2 separate regions of the Mus musculus genome follow, and region 2 is linked to region 1. A link is a loop called in an ENCODE intact Hi-C map of the cell type or tissue named here. Cell type or tissue: gastrocnemius. All regions are shown on one strand. Each heading gives the region's core, and the rest is flanking DNA. Links, peaks and the distances in the headings are about the cores only.

Evidence for each region. Peaks named below come from ENCODE experiments on the same cell type or tissue, not always from the same donor. Only the 100,000 strongest peaks of a DNase experiment are listed, where the experiment ranks them.
Region 2: a loop joins it to region 1, with 7 times the contacts of the local background. A loop is called at or near these places in 24 of 42 quality-filtered maps.

What each region holds. Positions count from the first base shown.
Region 1 is chr3:108,767,651-108,776,179 of GRCm38, forward strand. It overlaps Aknad1 (AKNA domain containing 1), which reads left to right. Exons shown (of 12, transcript NM_177859.3): 7 at 4,260-4,357; 8 at 7,327-7,449; 9 at 7,536-7,643. Among named protein-coding and RNA genes, the nearest start is that of Aknad1, 32 kb to the left of the region's middle. In gastrocnemius, for the core only: CTCF peaks have their summits at 3,632 (motif pointing left) and 5,330; DNase peaks (open chromatin) are centred at 3,373 and 3,599; H3K4me3 peaks cover 442 bases; H3K27ac peaks cover 2,593 bases.
Region 2 is chr3:108,697,140-108,705,668 of GRCm38, forward strand. It overlaps Gpsm2 (G-protein signalling modulator 2 (AGS3-like, C. elegans)), which reads right to left. Exons shown (of 15, transcript NM_029522.2): 3 at 5,726-5,947; 4 at 5,260-5,395; 5 at 4,606-4,748; 6 at 3,748-3,871; 7 at 3,525-3,640; 8 at 1,779-1,934; 9 at 389-497. Among named protein-coding and RNA genes, the nearest start is that of Gpsm2, 21 kb to the right of the region's middle. In gastrocnemius, for the core only: a CTCF peak has its summit at 4,272 (motif pointing right); no DNase peak of the experiment used is centred there; H3K27ac peaks cover 201 bases.

The DNA.
Region 1 (8,529 bases), core at 1,715-6,714:
GCCCAGATGTTTCCTCAGGAAGTAATTCAGAATGTGGAAAAACCTACATGGCCAGTAAGGCTTGGGCCAGCATTGTTTATAGTGGTGGAAAAGGGACATTGATGTTCTGTTTACATGAAAGGATAAGGCCACGGTCAAACTACATGGCAGTCAAACTGCTGTGCCGTTGTATGTGTTAACAGTGTTTCCGTGCGTTTCCAGCATTTATGATACAAGTAGCCCCCAGATCTTGTATTAATTCATGATGGATAAATTTCTTTGGAAAACAAACAAACAAACAAACAAACAAACAAAAATCAGCTCTTGATCACTGGAGTAGCCAGTGGTCAGATTGGTTTAAAACTTAATCTTCTAGAGGCTGGAAGATAGCTCAGTAGGTAAACATGCTAATTATGTAAACCTGGCCACTCAAATTTGACCCCTGGAGCCCATGTGAAACCTCAGATGTCATGGCTTTCCTTCAGAGAGATGGGAGGTAGGGACAGGAGAGTGGCCTGGGTAGGGTGGCTAGCCTGGACTACACAGGGCATCCACAGAAACAAGAGAGACCTGTCTCTGCAAGGTGGAAAGTGGGTGGGTTGGGACACTTGCACCTTGTCTTCAGACCTCGACACATGCACTGTGGCATGTGACACACACACACACACACACACACACACACACACGCCTGTAAATGCTAGGGATACAGACCTCTGCAGCCATGCCGTGCATTTGGTAGGAGTTTGTTTGGGGACTCGAACTCAGACCCTCATGCTTGTACAAGAAGTATTCTTACCATCCGAGCCATCTCCCCAGCCCGGGAAAGACTGTTGCTCACCATGGATAGCAGTGCAAGTGAGATCAAGTCTTCAGTGTGAGCAGAAATACCCACGATGGGCAATGTTCAACTGAAGAGCATGTTGCAGGTGCTGAGGGGTACGCCTCCTTAGGGCAATGCTCATCAGAATCACCTGGGACACTTTAAAGCATGGCTCCTACCGAACTAGCCCCTCCTAGCAACTCTGGCATGGTAGGCGGGGTGAGTCGTGTTCGTTATTTTCAAAACTGCAAGGATGTTGATGCTCTCTGCAGTAAAGAACCAGCAATGGCAGATTTTCATGGTGAGGGAGCCCAGTCCCTTGATGCAGGCCTCAGTAGCTAACCAATGGCTTGGCATAGCTAGCATCCACTCTCACTGGAATTATGAACCCACCACGGCCTCCTACCCATCCTCAAGAAGCCCCACCCACCAAGGAGTGGGCATCAGGAAGCACAGTGGGGATGGTATGCCACCATCTTTGTAAAGGCCTGCTTTCCTCCGGCACTGTTAAGATTCTCCTGGGCCACAAAGCACACACAGCTCAGGATGAGGTCAGACCTGGATGACCTGGCCACATCAGGACCAGAGACAACTGCCAGGCAGCTCTTCCAGACAGGAAGCAGAGCCCACACTGAGCTCACTTTCCAAGTCCTCCACCCTTCACCCCAGGATGAACAGATTTGGGGTGTTGTAGGGATTTTCTTTTGTTGCAAGGATCAAACAAATCCATGCTATGCAAGGGTTCTGCCACAGAGCTATAGCCCTACCCCAGAAGGAGGCCGGTCAGCCTTCCAGTTCATCAGGGAACCCTGTCTCAAGGCAATAAGGTAAACAGCAGTCGCCTCTGTCGGTCAGTGTGTGCATTGACATACTCCTTCATCACACACACACACACACACACACACACACACACACACACACACACACACACAGAGTCTTTCCTACTGGGTCTCATCGAAAGCAAGCTCCATTCCTCTTCTCTAGACAGATCTTTGAATTCATAAGGAAAAAATCAAAAATCCTCTGGCATTAACAAGCTGTAAGCTATAAAACCCTAAAGAGAAGTCAGTACCGCTTTGAAACACCCCTTGAAACAACAGCTGGCTTCCGAGGTGGTTGCGGGACATTTGTTTGTAGCTCCTATCAGTTAGGAGAGGCACCACTTCCTAGTGCTTTACCTCAGCTGCTTTACCTGGAAAGGTCAAGAGTCAGGGAGGGAGGAACTGTTTGCAACCACTGTTTAAGTACATCCTCTGATAGGAGTAGATGGTGAGGTCTGGAGGACTGTAGCTTCCTGTTAAGAGAGCCAGCCTCCGTGGGAGTGACCTGTCCCATGGGAGTGACCTGTCATGAGTGCTTTATTAAGTTTCTGTCCCTAGAGAAAGAGAGAGCGTGGGGTTGGGCTCCAAAGCCCTATGAATTGCCTGGCATGGACTAGCGAGAGCTTCCAGCCTTTGGTCCCACTGCAGCTCTGATCGATCCCTTAAACACAGGGTACCACTGAGTTTACTCACCTGGGCAGCCCAGGCTTGGGATTGTTTTTTTTTTTTTTTTTTTTTTTTTTTTTTTTTTTTAGTGGATTGAATTAACTAGCAATCCAGATTTGAGAATCTTTAAAAAAAGATTTTTATTAGGCCTAATGAAATATTTTGACATTTATAAAAGACTTTGATTGCTGGGCGTGGTGACACACCTTTAATCCTAGGAGAGGCAGGGAGATCTCTATGAGTTAGAGGCCAGCTTGGTCTACATAGTTCCAGGATGAGACTCTGACTCAAAAATTAAAAAAAAAAATTGATTAAGTGTAAAATATCAATTGTTTCTTTTCCAAATTCCTAGTTTAAGTCCAAAAACAAAAATATATCAGCCTCTGCTGGGGCTAGTGTTCCAGAGTGAGTGTTTAAAAGGGGGGCAGGGGAGGGGGGAGGGAGGAAAGTAAAATCACACCCGAGACTTCGTGACTTCGCTGTGGGAAGTTACTGGGTACAATATGACTTGGGAACTGGAATCATAACCTCCGTAATAGTCCCGAGGCATTATTCGCTGTGCAGTCTTCATCTAAGTCCCCATTTACTGTCGTCAGCAGGTTGTAGTCTTTATGATGTGCCTTGCCTAAATGCAAACACTCTGATGGGATATATCAATGCACATCCCGAGCTCTGTCTCTGATGCAGGCCTTGGGATTGGAGAGTAAACGTTACCGGTTTTGTCTCCCTGGAAAATGGCCGCCTCCTGTAGAATTGCTCTTGGCTCTTCTGTTTGGCCAGATCTGAGTGAGGAGAGAAGTCTAAGAGTGGCAGAGAAATGTAATCGATGCGTTGGCCTGAACTCACTTGAACCATATCCAAGCTTTCCACTCAGAGAGCAGATGTTCACAGGCCTCGGAGGCAGAGGGTGGAGACAGAATGAGGTGTGAGGAAATATATGACTCAGGAGGAGGACATGTTTTTCCAAGAGTAGGGAAGGGCTGGAAAGGGCTGGAAAGAGCCTGGCTTCCAACCCCAAATGGGGTCCTCTCTCCATGACCATCAGTCTCAGGCACAGCTGGAGGGAGGGAAATATGTTTGCTCAGCAATGCTGCCAAGTTCTTCAACCAGCCATGGGCAAACCTGTCCCATCTGTCTCAGGATGTCCTAGACTCCATGCCTTTCACACAAGAACATGCACTCTCCTCCAGGGACTGTTAGTGTATCCCGGGGCTGAGCAAGAGAGTTGTTAAGAGCTGTAATTAATTAAAATTCTTTTGGAGGAGTTAGAATCTGTGCGGAGGCTGAAACTACACAGGCCAGAGAAGTCTCCTGATAGTAGTTGTGTCTTTCTGATGCCCCCTGGTGGCTATATGCTATTAAGTGAACTCCAGGCTCCCAGCCACAAAATCCACTTTGCTGGACTCTGTTTAGCATGTACTTAGAGCGATGTGTACCAGTGCTAATGTATAGTGTGCCTTCTTCCCTAAACAAGAATTGTTCTGAGATGGCTTGACCTGAAGTCCCAGTACCGAAGGTTGGAGGCAGGAGAATTGCTGTTACAGACCAGCTTGGATTAGTGTGAGATCTTGCCTGAAAATAATAAAAGCAACCAACCAACCAAAAATCCACAACACACACACACACACACACACACACACACACACACACAAAATTGTGATATGGTATTATGAAGAAAAAAAGAATTTGTAGTACAGAATTATAACAATTATAATTATAATTCTTGTTATTTTTGTGTGTGTGTGCATGTACCAAGCCCTATATGTGGAGGGTAGAGGTCAACTTGTAGATGTCAGTTGTCTACCTACATGATGTAGGCTCTGAGGATCAAACCTAAGCCATCAGGCTTGGTGGCAAGCAACCTTATCCACTGAACTACCTCACCAGCCTGGAGAATACCAGGGAAATTTAAGTCTTCATTTTTCCCACACTAGTGCTAAATTTTTGAGACATTATTTTTTTTCTTTTTTAAGGAAACAGAAAATGGAGAAAAGGGGCCACAGAAGAACTAACTGTGGGAAGTTTTCCAGTAGCATCCATGAAAAAACACTGCCCCAAGACTCGGCTCTCGGTAAGTTGGAGGGGTTGGGTGTACATAGTTGTTAGTGATCCCTCACTGTGAGTCCCGGCTTGCCATCTGCCATTGCGATAGCATGACATTTGACTAGGATGATGTTTGTTTCCCTTTCTCAAAACATGAAGAACTAGTAATGGGTTGTTTAAGGAGTGGTTAAGCAGAGTAAAGTACCAGTACATGCTTCTAGTTATGCCCGGCAACTTGCGCTCTGAGCCGGACTCATAACTGCACCGGGTAAGTTACCAGGCTTGTGGAAGGCGCAGCTGACTCATCCCCATGCATCGCACAGAGGCAGAGGGAGCTGTGGGTGGGAGCAGGCAAAGAGGGCGTGAGTACGTGAGACTCATGAGAACCTCTCTCTGTAGACAGTTTAAAGCTGAGGAGCGTACCCTGGCCAAACCGCTGCGGGTGATAGAGAGGTGACCCAGAGGCCTGCCTGCTTAGGCAGCTCCTGCACTTGCCAGCATCGGTTCCTCATAGCTGAGCTGGAGGTGCAAGCCAGAGATGACACAGCATGCTTATGCGCATGCTCCCTGTGTCCAGAGCCTTGCGGGCACTCAGCATCTTGTTAGATCCCACTTGGTTCTGAATTGACCTCTCTGGGGATGGTATACTTTCAAATAAGAGCTTTGGAGGACTGGAAAGATGTCTCAGCAGTGAGGAATGCTTATTGGCCTTGCAGAGGACCAGGGTTCAGTTCCCAGAACTCAAGTTTGGGAGGCTCAACCGAAATCGAAAGCCCTGTTCTGGCCCTCCATGAACACCTGAGTGTATACTTGTGTGTGTGTGTGTGTGTGTATGTGTGTGTGTGTGTGATAGTTACCAAAGCATAAAATAACGACACTTCTCATTAGCTTTGGGTTTCATTTTTGGAACTTTTTTTTCTGAAAATATAAGACTGTGTTAAGATGAACTCATTACTTATATTTCTTTTTCAAAGGGGATGTCTTGCCATGTTACCTATGCTGTAGGCAGTTAGGATGACAGGCAGGTGGCACTGTCCACTTCTTGCTGCTGTCACTGATGGTGCAGAGGTTTGACTTCGGGGCTTCACACATGCTAAGTGGGTGCTCCGCTACTGACCCACATCCCCAGCCCTTGTTATTTTTAAATGAAACAATAAAGTATTTGTAATGTCTCAATTTAAACTTTAAAAATCCTCAGAACTGATCATTTAGCCTGAGGAAGATCTGGATCCTGATCTGTTTTACACGTTACATACTAAGATACCTTTCCGAGTCTGTCTATCTGTAGCTGGGACTAAATATTCTATGGTGATTTCATACTGGGGAAGGCTTCTTTTTTTTTTTTTTTTTTTTTTTTTTTTTAATTTTGAGACAAGGCCTCATGTGGCCCAGGCTGGCCTCAAACTTTCTGTGCAGATGAGGTCAGCCTTGGACTCCTGAGCCTCCTGCCTTTGCCTCCCAAGTGGTATTATTATGGGCTTTAGCAGCCATGTGTGCCTCTGGGAGAATTTTTTTTATGGTACATAAAATGACTTATGTTCTTATATATAGTAGATAAAAACCATATAAAAAGATAAAAAACACATTTTTTAAAAAGATGTATTTATTTGAGCTGGTCTACATAGCTCTGACTATCCTGGAATTCACTATGTAGACCAGGTTGGCCTCTAACTCACAGAGATCTGTCTACCTCTGCCTCCCAAGTGCTGAGAATAAAAGCATGCACCAGCATGCCTGACTTACTAGTTTTTAAGTGTATGTTTGACTGTGTGTATATGCACAGCACATGCATATCTCACAGTAGTGGAAGCCAGGAGAGGGCATCGGATCCCCTGGAACTGGAGTAACAGACTGTGTTGAGCGCCCATTTGGATCTGGGAACCAACGCCCTTCCGTGAGAACAACGAATGCTCTTAACTTCTGAATTAGCTCTCCATCCCCTAGAGCCCTCAATGTTAAGGCAAGGAGCATCGACATAGTATCTTTTCATTATTACAATACCTTTGTAAGATGGGAATTATATTTATTTTACGGGTAAGGAAATACAACTCAGAGAAATTAACTGGTTCAAAGACCTGGTGTCCCCTCCCACTTGATAACAATGTACCCCAGAACCTAATGACTCAAAATAGTAACCAGCATTACCTGGCAATTTCTGTGGCTCTGGTATTTGGGAACAAGTGAAGGGTTCAGGTGCAGAGTTCCCTAGAAGGATATCTGTCAGGGCTGAGATTGCCTGAAGGTTTCACTAGAGACCAGAGGATCTGGCTCACATGGTCTTTGATAGGGAGACTCAATGGAGCCTCTAACAGGCCATTCTGCTTGTCACTGATATCTGACAGACAGCTTCCTCACAAGCAAGGATGAGGGAGGGGGAAGGGTATTAGACTATCATTGTGGCTTCATTTTGTTAGACACAAACCCATACTCGAGGGTTCAGACCAACACCTTCCTTTCCCCTGTAGTGGTGAGATGGAACCCAGGGCATTATGTATGCCAGGCAAATGTTCTACTGTCAAACCCTAGCCTAGGTGCCATCTTTCAAAGAGAGTACTGGCTGGGTGTGGTGGTGCACACGTTTAATCCCAGCACTCAGAAGACAAAGGGATCTATGTGAGTTTGAGGCTAGCCTGGTCTACAGAGTGAGTTTTGGGGCATCCAGAGCTATGTAGGGAGAGCCTGCTTCGATAAATAAATAGAAGATAGGTAGATAGGTAGGTAGGTAGATAGATAGATAGATAGGTAGATAAGATAGTTAAAAGATATGAAAGAATCAACACAGCTAATAAGTGGCAGAGGCAGGTTTCAACCCCAGGTCTTACACTCACCCCATCTGTGACTCATGCTTACACGCTCCCCTGCCTGGGCCTGCCCTTCTGAATACCCTGGTCTTCCTTGGCGTGGTCAAAGCCACAGTATGCCCAGCACATCGGCGCTCTGCTCTCCATACTTTGCATGACTGTGCTTAACAAACCTACACTCTGGGCACCTTTTTAGGTACTGATCCAGGACCCGACTTTTGTCCTGATCCTGGTACTGGGCTCCAGAGTAACAAATGTGAAGCCTACGGAAGCAAGACTCAGAACTCCCAGAGAGTCTGTGAGGAAGACCCACCAAAAGGTGAGATGGCTTGACTCCAGGAGGGGTCGGTAGAGAGAGTCATCTTTCCCAGGGAAGAGACTGTATCTTCAATCTTTTCCTTTTAGAATTTTATTATAGATATAACACTCCAGGACAAGATGACTTAAATCATGGTGGAGGATATATCTTTGTCCAGCCTCACTTCTTATATGAAAATAAAATCTCTGCATCTTGTAAGTACATCTCCTGTATAACCCTGTCTGTGTCAGTAACCGCATTTGTCGGCCCTCTCTAGAAGGCTGCCTGGGTCTCCTGCACTTATGAGACACTTCCAAATTCAGGTCTGCATGGGGGTGGCAAAGAGGCTGAGCAGGGGCTGGGGACTGGTGACTGCTATCGGTGCCATGGAGGCTCTGAAGTTAGAGCTGCTGTACCTGTCAAGTCTGCGGCAAGCACACACTCCGAACCAACGAATGGCTGACTCTATCACTCTCCCCACTCATTGTCCAGAGTACATTCCTCAGGCATGCTGTTGTTAATTTCTAATGCAAACATTTGCAATCGTTGGGAAAAAATGGAAACTCCACATTTGTTTATAAAGATGACCGAGACACAGCACCTCCCTCCCAAGACGTCCCTAATTGAAAAGGACTTGGACCCAAGAGACGAAAGCTCAAAGCAAATGTGATAAGTACTAAAAGCCAGGCCTGAGGATGCTGGGAGGAGGAGAGCCAGGGAGGAGCTACATCCCGGTTCATTCAGCAGCCAGCTACGCCCACTCCTCTGACAGAGAGGTCCTTTCCTCCATCCCTCTAGAATTCTTCCTCTCTGAGGTGAGCATCAGGCAGAATGTTTCTCACTTTTCACAACTACCAATGCCAGAGACCAAAGGATGCCACTTATGTGACTTAGTCAGGCTCCTCTGCCACCTCCCCAGGTGACAAGTCAAGTGAGCCACTATGATCCTGCAGAAGGCCCACAGTGGGCTTCTTTACTATCTTCTTGGTCTTTCGGCCTCTCTTCCTCCTCTACGTCCCCTTTCTCCTATCCCCCTGATACCCTCCTCCTTTCTTCTCTTCCTTCTACGGTACTAGGAATGGAGCCTGGAGCCTCACACAG
Region 2 (8,529 bases), core at 1,304-6,303, 71 kb before region 1:
GCACGAATGCGTGCATGCATGCACACATACATACATACGTACATACCCAACTTCCACAGGATCTATGGCCATTCCCATTTCCTATACGAGGGACGGGACATGAAGCTGAGAAGAGGTATCTAAGCTCAAATACCCATCAGGTGTAACACGAGCCAGTCAGTCCTTAGTTCTAACCAATATTTTCTTTAAAAACTATGACATGAAACAAAGAGGATGGAGTAATAGCATCCTATCCCCACGTGGCTCAGCTCACTGTGCTGTCTCCCTAGGTCCAGCAATACAGTCATCTATCTGTTTACACAGCTCTCTGAACACTGGGAAAACACCCTACCCCGTCACTGACTTGAAAAGTCTAACAGGATGCATGGCGATTTCTTTTGTTTCATACCTCTCTTGAAATTTCCAAGTGCTTTTCAGCAAAATGCATTGCTTGGTCATGATTTCCCAGAGCTGTGTATGCGTTTCCTAAGCTCCAACACGCTCTTCCTTCACCAATCCTAAAACAGAACTCAACGTTAACACGGAGCTATCCAAAAAGAGGTCCTCACAGAGGATAAAGCGACCCAGCAATGATTAACGGTATAAAATATGCCTTGGGCTTACTTAACCTTTCAGCTAGAGCGATGCAGATTCTAGGCAGAGAAATGAGAATACTGAGTATCAAACTCAAAGTCAAATATTAAAACGTGGAAAGATCCTTTACAAATACACAGTGGTATTTTTAATCAGCGTTCAGGGGGCAGAGGCTGGCAGAGCTCTGATTTTGAGGCTAGCCTGGCCTACATAGTGAGTTCCAGAACAGCCGGGGCTAACACAGTGAGATCTGTCTCACAACAACAACAACAAAACACACACACAACACACACTCATTGCATCATGAAACAACAATTCTCAGGGAGAGGACTTGTATCCTAACCACATTATCTTCCTATTACAGCCTTATCAGTAAGCATTCGGTGTAGTCCGAACCCAGGATCGGGGGAGGGAACAGTTAGCAAAATTCGCTCCCCTACATCTACTTCATTTTGAATAACTACACTGAAAAGTTCTTTCTCAAATTGAGGTAAAAATCTATCTTCTCAAATAAATATTGCAGACTAACATTCCATAGATGTTGTTTTCCATATAGAGAAAAACAATAAAAATAAATAAATGCAAACCAAAACAATCGACTTAGCACCAGCACTCAACAGGCAGATCCATCTCTGTCACAGGACTTCTAACTTCTATTGAGGACCCGTGTTCCCCACAGGCGACACTGCTGGAGCTAAGTGGCAGGTATCCCTTGACCTCAGCATTTTCTAAGTTCTCCAAAATGCCCACTGAGCTTCACAGGACAACTTCTGGGAAGGCAGCTAAGCTTGCGACCTAGTCACTCACTCAGACTCAAAGTCCTATGCATCCCCACTAATGCTTGGCCACAGGCTGGCCCTTGACACAGTAACATGCGGGGCTGGAGAGAGAGCTCAGCGGTTAAGAGGCCTCTTCCAGAGGACCTGGGTTCAATTCCCAGCACCCACATGGCAGCTCACTACTGTCTACAACTCCTGTTCCAGTGGATCCAACACCCTCAGGCAAACATACATGCAGTCAAATCACCAATGTACATAAAATGAAAATAATTAAAAAAAAAAAAAAGAGTAACATGCAGTGGAGTCTCATCAAACAGGACACTCCTTAGGAGGGTGACAGACAGAAAGAGCCAGGGGGAAGCCAGAGTGCTTATCAGTGAGTGCATCTGCGTTTACCAGAACTTAGGAGCAGAGTGCCGAACTCACCGATCCTTGAGCTCTTGGGCGATTGCTAAGTGCTTTAGGTGGTAATCGATGGCCTTCTCGTAGTCCTGAAGCAAAGTGTATGTATTCCCAAGACTGTAGCAAGACTGAGCTTCCACGGCTCTGTCTTTAAGCTGCCGAGCCAGCAGCAGTGTCTTCCTGAAACCAATTCACATAACGCTCATTTTAAATTCTGGTCCTAAGAATCATATTAACATTTTCTACCTCTGTTGCTTTTTGCTGCCTTTTATATAAGTCTGTATTAAGGTCCAATATATTTTCTATTACTTTAGAGAAAGTGAAAAGATGTTTTAAAGTAAAACAACAACAACAACACAGGGAGCGGCTACCAGATATCCTGCATATCAGATATTTACTTTATGATTCATAACTAGCAAAACTAGTTAGTTATAAAGTAGCAACAAAATCATTTTCTGGTTGGGGGTCACCACAACGTGAGGAACTGTATTAAAGGATCGCAGCACTGGGAAGGCAGAGAATCACTCAGCTAATCAATAATCAACCAACAAATATTAACCATGGGCAGATATTTAAAGACAGACGGCATCCTTTAATGTTTTAGATGGTCTAAAACAACTTTAGCCTTTTCTTTTCTCTTTATGTGAGACAGGTCTCACTGTGTACCTCAAACTGGTCTGAAAGTCACTTTGTAGATGAGGCTGGCATCAAGTTCAGAGTGATGCACCTGCCCATACTGCTTAAGGGTGTGTGCCAGATTTTTCTTTTTTAAATAACAAAAAAAGAGAGAAAGTTTACTAAAGATAGGCACTTCTAGAAATGGGACTAGATTACTGGTCTGGGAAAGGCATACACCAAAAAGCTAGGACTGTTTTTGTTGTTGTTGTGTGAATTCTGTCACCTGGGAATCTCTAAAGCTTCAACACAAATCACCCCCTGTGCTTTAGGTTCAGTCTGGATGAGTGTTCAAACCCCACTAAGCAGAGAAAACCCTGAATAGTCCAGAAGGCACAGGGCAACAATTGGAAGCAGGTTAAACCTGGCTATCCTGCTGCTGGTCCAGAGGGACCCTGACACAGAAGCCTGGCTGGCAATGAACAGCGCCCCTTCTCTTTGGTGACAGTCAATGCAGGCAGAAGGGTAAACGCTGGCTAAGAGTCTGGGGGAGTAGGGAAAAACTCGGTGATCATCAGTGGACACTAAGACCTATGCTTTCTGAAAACTTTTATCTTCAGACAAGTTGGCCACAACTCATAACCGAGTGAGATAAAGCATACACACCATACATGCTACAACGGGCTTATAAAAGACTTGAGAAGTTCACAACTTTAAACAAAAAGTTTTAAAGACAAAAATAAACATAACAGAAGTCACACAGCTGCCACTAAGTATCAGGTGAAAGCCTACATGTGATGGTGTGTGTCTGCAATGACAACACTAAGGAGATAGAGACAGGATTGCCAATTCAAGGCCGCCAGGTGAGACTCTCAGAAAACAATAAAACGGGGGCACAGTGTTTCTTGAGCACTGTGTGTACCAGGTAAGTACTTAGCACAAGTTGCTGAGTTCTTAACACATCCTCCTACCCAGTTCTCACAACAACCCCAGATCCAGGACCTGATGCCTGCCACAGGTGAGACAGGTGTGAAGGTCTTGGCCCTGATGCTGACACACATCATCAAAACCAGGTTTCGGCTCCAAAGCCAATGTGATTTTATGGGATGCATAGTTATTCATTTGACATTCATCCACAAAAAATATCTGACTAACTTGTAGTATTCGGAAGCAGTTTCGAATTCACCCAGGAATATGTATGCATTTCCTAGGTTGCTGTACGCTCTTCTCTCAGCCGCCTTATCTCCGAACTCCTTTGCAATTAGGAGACGCTGAAAGAGAAAACTTTTATCAGAGATACACAAAACTTAAGACCATCCCGGTCATGGCCCTCACCCCTAATAGAGGAGATGACCAGACTCCCAGGCCTTCTGATTACCTGCTCGTGAGCTATAACTGCATCCCTGAAGTTGCCGAGGAGGTAGTGTGTGTTGCCAAGGTTCCCAAAGGCTCGCCCCTGTGCTGCTCGGTCACCTAGAGCAGTTACTAAGGACAGGTTTTCCCTTAGTGATGACAAAAGGTGGTGAAAATGTAAGTTTAGGAAAAGTTCTTAGCTCATTTACAGGTAGTTTGTTCTTCTCATAGCGGTGGATGTAAGGCCAGGGCCTATGTGTGCTAGGCAAGACTAGCCACAGAGCTATAACTCCAGCCCTAGGGTTAACTTTACTCATCAGAAAGAAGCAAGCTTATATATAATGTGCAGGGGCTTAAAGGTACATTCTGAGGCAGGGCAGTTGTGAAATGGTTGGATTCTTAATTCGTTAAAACATTTACTGTAGATCTTTACTGAGAGTCATCAAGAGATGACCTTGAAGCCTTATAGCTAAGCAAGTCTATGAAGCTCTTCTGGTCAAACACTAAATTTACCCCAAATAAATTTAAGCACTGATATTTCTTGCTTTTACCACTAAGGGGCACTAGTCTGCAGTTTCAGTGAAACTGTAGATTTCTGGCACTAATAACATTTAAACAACTATTTCTAGTCTTCATATTAGCCTTTTATTGATTGATTGATTGATTGCAGTATTTGGTTTTGGTTTTGTTTGAGATAGGGGTCACAATGTTGTCCTGGAATTCAAAATGTAGACCAGGCCACTTTCAAACAGGGAGGAAAGGCATGTGCTACCCCAGTCAATTAATTATCTCACAATTTTTACATCTTTCAGAAACTTGGAAATCTCCTGAGTAAACACATACCCCATAGGCGCCTGGGCCCACAGGACCACACTGTACTCACTCATAGAGATCCACAGCTGCCTGTAGGGCATTTCTCACGTCTTCTGGAAACTCTCCTGTATCCTGCGGACCCGGGCAACCAAAGCTTTTCCCTTTGGCGTGATAGACATTTCCAAGATTGTAGAGCGCTCTTGCTTCTCCCACCTAGATGGAGACGGCAACAAAGCTTACATTCTGAAGTCAGAGGCCATGGGGTTCTCACTGCTTCTGCCACGTACTGACTTAATGTGCTATCACCACGTGTGTGTGCACGATGTGTGTGGGTAGTGCGTGTGCCGCAGCACACGTGGAACTCAGAGTGCGCCCCTTCCAGCCTTCTGCAGGTTCCGGGAATGAAGCAAGGTCACCAGGCTTGCACGGCAAGTGTCCTTACCCAGTGAGCCATCTTACCGGCCCCATGTGTACAACATTCCCAGTACTATTATCAAGAAAAGGACGGGTCCCTAGTGCCCATCCACAGAAAGTCAAACACGTGATTTCACTCACAAAGAAGGTTCTTTTGCTATTTGCTTCTCCTATTTTAAAAATACTTTTGTTTTCTCTTTGACTTTTGTCTATGAACACACCTTCCTTTGTAGGCAAACCATGGAAGTAGTGCTAGAACACAAAACTACTTCAGCGAAGTCACCGTCACTTGGCCCGCCATCTTTATTACCTTGTCATTAAGCTCTCTGGAGATATCCAGGTGTCGCTGGCAACACACTATCGCTTCATCAAAATTCCCAAGCACCTTTAAGGTGTTTCCGAGATTGCCGCTGGCTTTAGCTTCCCCAAGTTGGTCTCCAATAGTCCTGGAAAATACATTTGAAAGACAAATGATGTTAAAACTATTTTTAAAACATAAGAGACAAAGACGTAAAAGACCAGTTTTCCTAGGGGACAAGCGACCCAAGATAAAATGAATTCATCTTGGAACCTATTTTAAATACAAATTGAAACAGCCTTCCCTAGTTAATTTTCATGCATTTAATTAAACTCTAGGGTTGCTCCATTACTAGTTTGCCTAAAAGTTAGTTTTCAAAAGCAATATCATAAATTAAAACACTTCAGATATACTGTTGGTGAATAGAAGGTTTTGTTTTAAGAGTGAATTTAGACAGAATATAAAAGGCTGAAATTACCGTGCAAGAGTTAAGTCATGGTGGTGGTATTCTAACGCTTTGGCGTAGTCATGCAAGTAGAAGTAAGCATTGCCCAGTTGGCTGTAAATAGCACTGAGTGTTTTGAGGTCTTCAGTTCCAACTTGAACTGCGGCTTCAAAAAATGACACGCCAGCGCGGCAGTCCCCTGATTTACATAGACGTTCTCCTTCCAAGGCCAGCTCAAGGCAAGAAGCTTCCATTCTGCAGAATTATATATGACAGACACATTACAACTGGATCAGTGATTTTAACTCCCAATACTATAATAAATGTGGACTTTGTGGCTACCCCCAATCAAACCAACACTTAGTTGAATTACAAACAAGTTACTGACAAAAGAGTAAACTTAACTGTAGCAACAGCCAATGTGCCTACTCCGATTTCTGAGCCTCAGAGGTCTCTTCAACTGAGTTGCTAAATGTCTTATATAGTTTGTTCTAACTGGCCTGTGTAGAGTAACCCACTTTACTAGTGAGGCAATCTAAAGCAGTGTTTCAATCCACCCATCCATTATTCCATCCACCTACATCAGTCTCATCCACCACACACACACACACACACACACACACACACACACAGACATACGCCTTACTCCCTTTCCATTTTTTACCGCACATAAGCAATTACAGTCTAAAAGAATAAAGGAACCAAATATCTTGATTCACAGAGAACTAAAGGCCAAGAAACATCCCAATGTCAGTAACTGAGGTGGAGATGGAGGGCTTTGCTGGCACAGTAGGGGTAGAGAGCTTAGCTGATAACAGCACCTGCCTTACAAGCATGAGGACCCGACCCATATATAAATGCCAGATGTGGCAGATGCTTGTCACCCGGCACTGGAGAAGGAATGGTCCACAGACTTGCTGGCCGGCCAGTCTAGTCAAGGTAGGACCTTTAGAGCAATGAGAAACTGACATAGGAGATGTATGGACCTCCTGAGAATGGCACACCAGGCTGTCCTTAGGGTTTATAAAGTAGAAAATAAATCTGACGGAGTTAGAAAAAGTAAGGACTCAGATCAACAGAGCCAGCTGCAAGCTTCAAAACCGACTCTGGATTTACAACAGGAAACTTACCCCAAATCTCTAACAGGTAACATTCAACTTTATACTCAGGTTTTTAACAATTCTAAAGACCTAGCCAATGTTTAGTGCTTGTTCTATAATGGTGACAGTGCCTTGGACACATGAGCTTATAATGGCAATCAAGTTAATATACTCAAGGTTCTGACATTTTGTTTCAGCATTAGATGAAATCAATTAGACAGAGGAAGCAAGAACTAAGTACACAGGAAGATAACATCAGTCCAATTAGGATATAACCAGCTACATCCTTAGAGCTAACTTATCCTCTCATCACAGTGCCACACAGTAGACGCGCACTCTTGCCCACAGCCTCTCTTACCCCCTCCCCGCACTGCCCAGCCATTCTTCCTCCCGACAAGCAAGGGTGTGGGGGGTGTTGCTGACCTACTGAACTTAGAGCTGCTTGAAAGAGCACGAGGAGGGGCCTTTACTTGAGCTGAGCACCTTTACCAGTGGCTACAACCAATGCAACTCCTGTCTCCCAGCAACTGTTAACTGCCTACAGCTCTTCAGGAAGAGGTGGGGTCTCAAGAGCCCCTCCGCAGTCCATGACGGAATGTTGATGCTGGGCCCAGTCTGGCGCAGGGATTTAGTCAGCTAACCTTGTAGATTTTTTTTTTCCTCATTCTTTTCTTTGTCTTGAGTCAGCCTCACTATGTAGCCCATGTTGGCCTTAAAAACTGGAGATTCTCCTGCCTCAGTCTCCAGAGTGCTGGATTCACAGGTAAAGACCTCCTCAAACAGCTATTTACATTTCTTTATATGCAGGCTTGACATTAATAAAGCTCCTTCTTGTCTTTCATGACTGAAAACTTCCCTTTACATGGAAGGTGCTAGATGAGTCATCTGAACCTGTTGTGTTTGTCTAATATTGAAACCAATGAAAAGCTAAGAATTATCAGAGGAAACCATTCGGAAAAGAGAAAACGTGTATGTATGCATATTTGAGTGTGTGTGTGTGTATGTGTATGTATATATATACTCATATATACATATATATATAAAATCTTTCTTCTAAAATTTTAACCAAATATTCTAATTGTATGAAATATATATTAAGCATTTTCCCTTCTAGGAACAGAACTTAAGAATTAAGTTTCAGAATTTCATTAGATGTCTATACAAGGGGGTTTACAGCATTAAAATGTTGCTAATAAGTATCCATCAGGAGAGTACTGGTCAAAGTAACTACAAGCATGGCTGGACAGACGCTCAGTGGTTAAGAGCACTCCATGGTCTTCTAGAGGATTTGGGTTTAATTCCCAGCACCTCCTTGGTGACTCATAGCTATCTGGAACTCCAGTCCCAGGGAATCAGACACCCTCTTTCTGGCCTCCTTTGGCACTGGGCATATGGTGCTCAGAAATACCAGCATACAGAACACCCACACACAATAAATGAATGAATGAATGAATGAATGATGTGCCACCAAACATGGCAGATGATTTCACAGAGGTAGAGAGAGCAGGGAAACAGTCACAGACAACAGTGCCCTCAATTCAGGGTGCCTGGATTACACAGGACATCAGAGACAAACACACTTATTCCTATGGAGGGCATTTACAAATGAGGGCTACATGTTTGTCTACATCCATAGAAAACAAATGCCACCTGTATAAAGCAAACATCCATATAAAATATCATTAGTACAAATATATGACCTTCTGGACTTGCATGTTTGTTTGTTTGTTTGTTTGT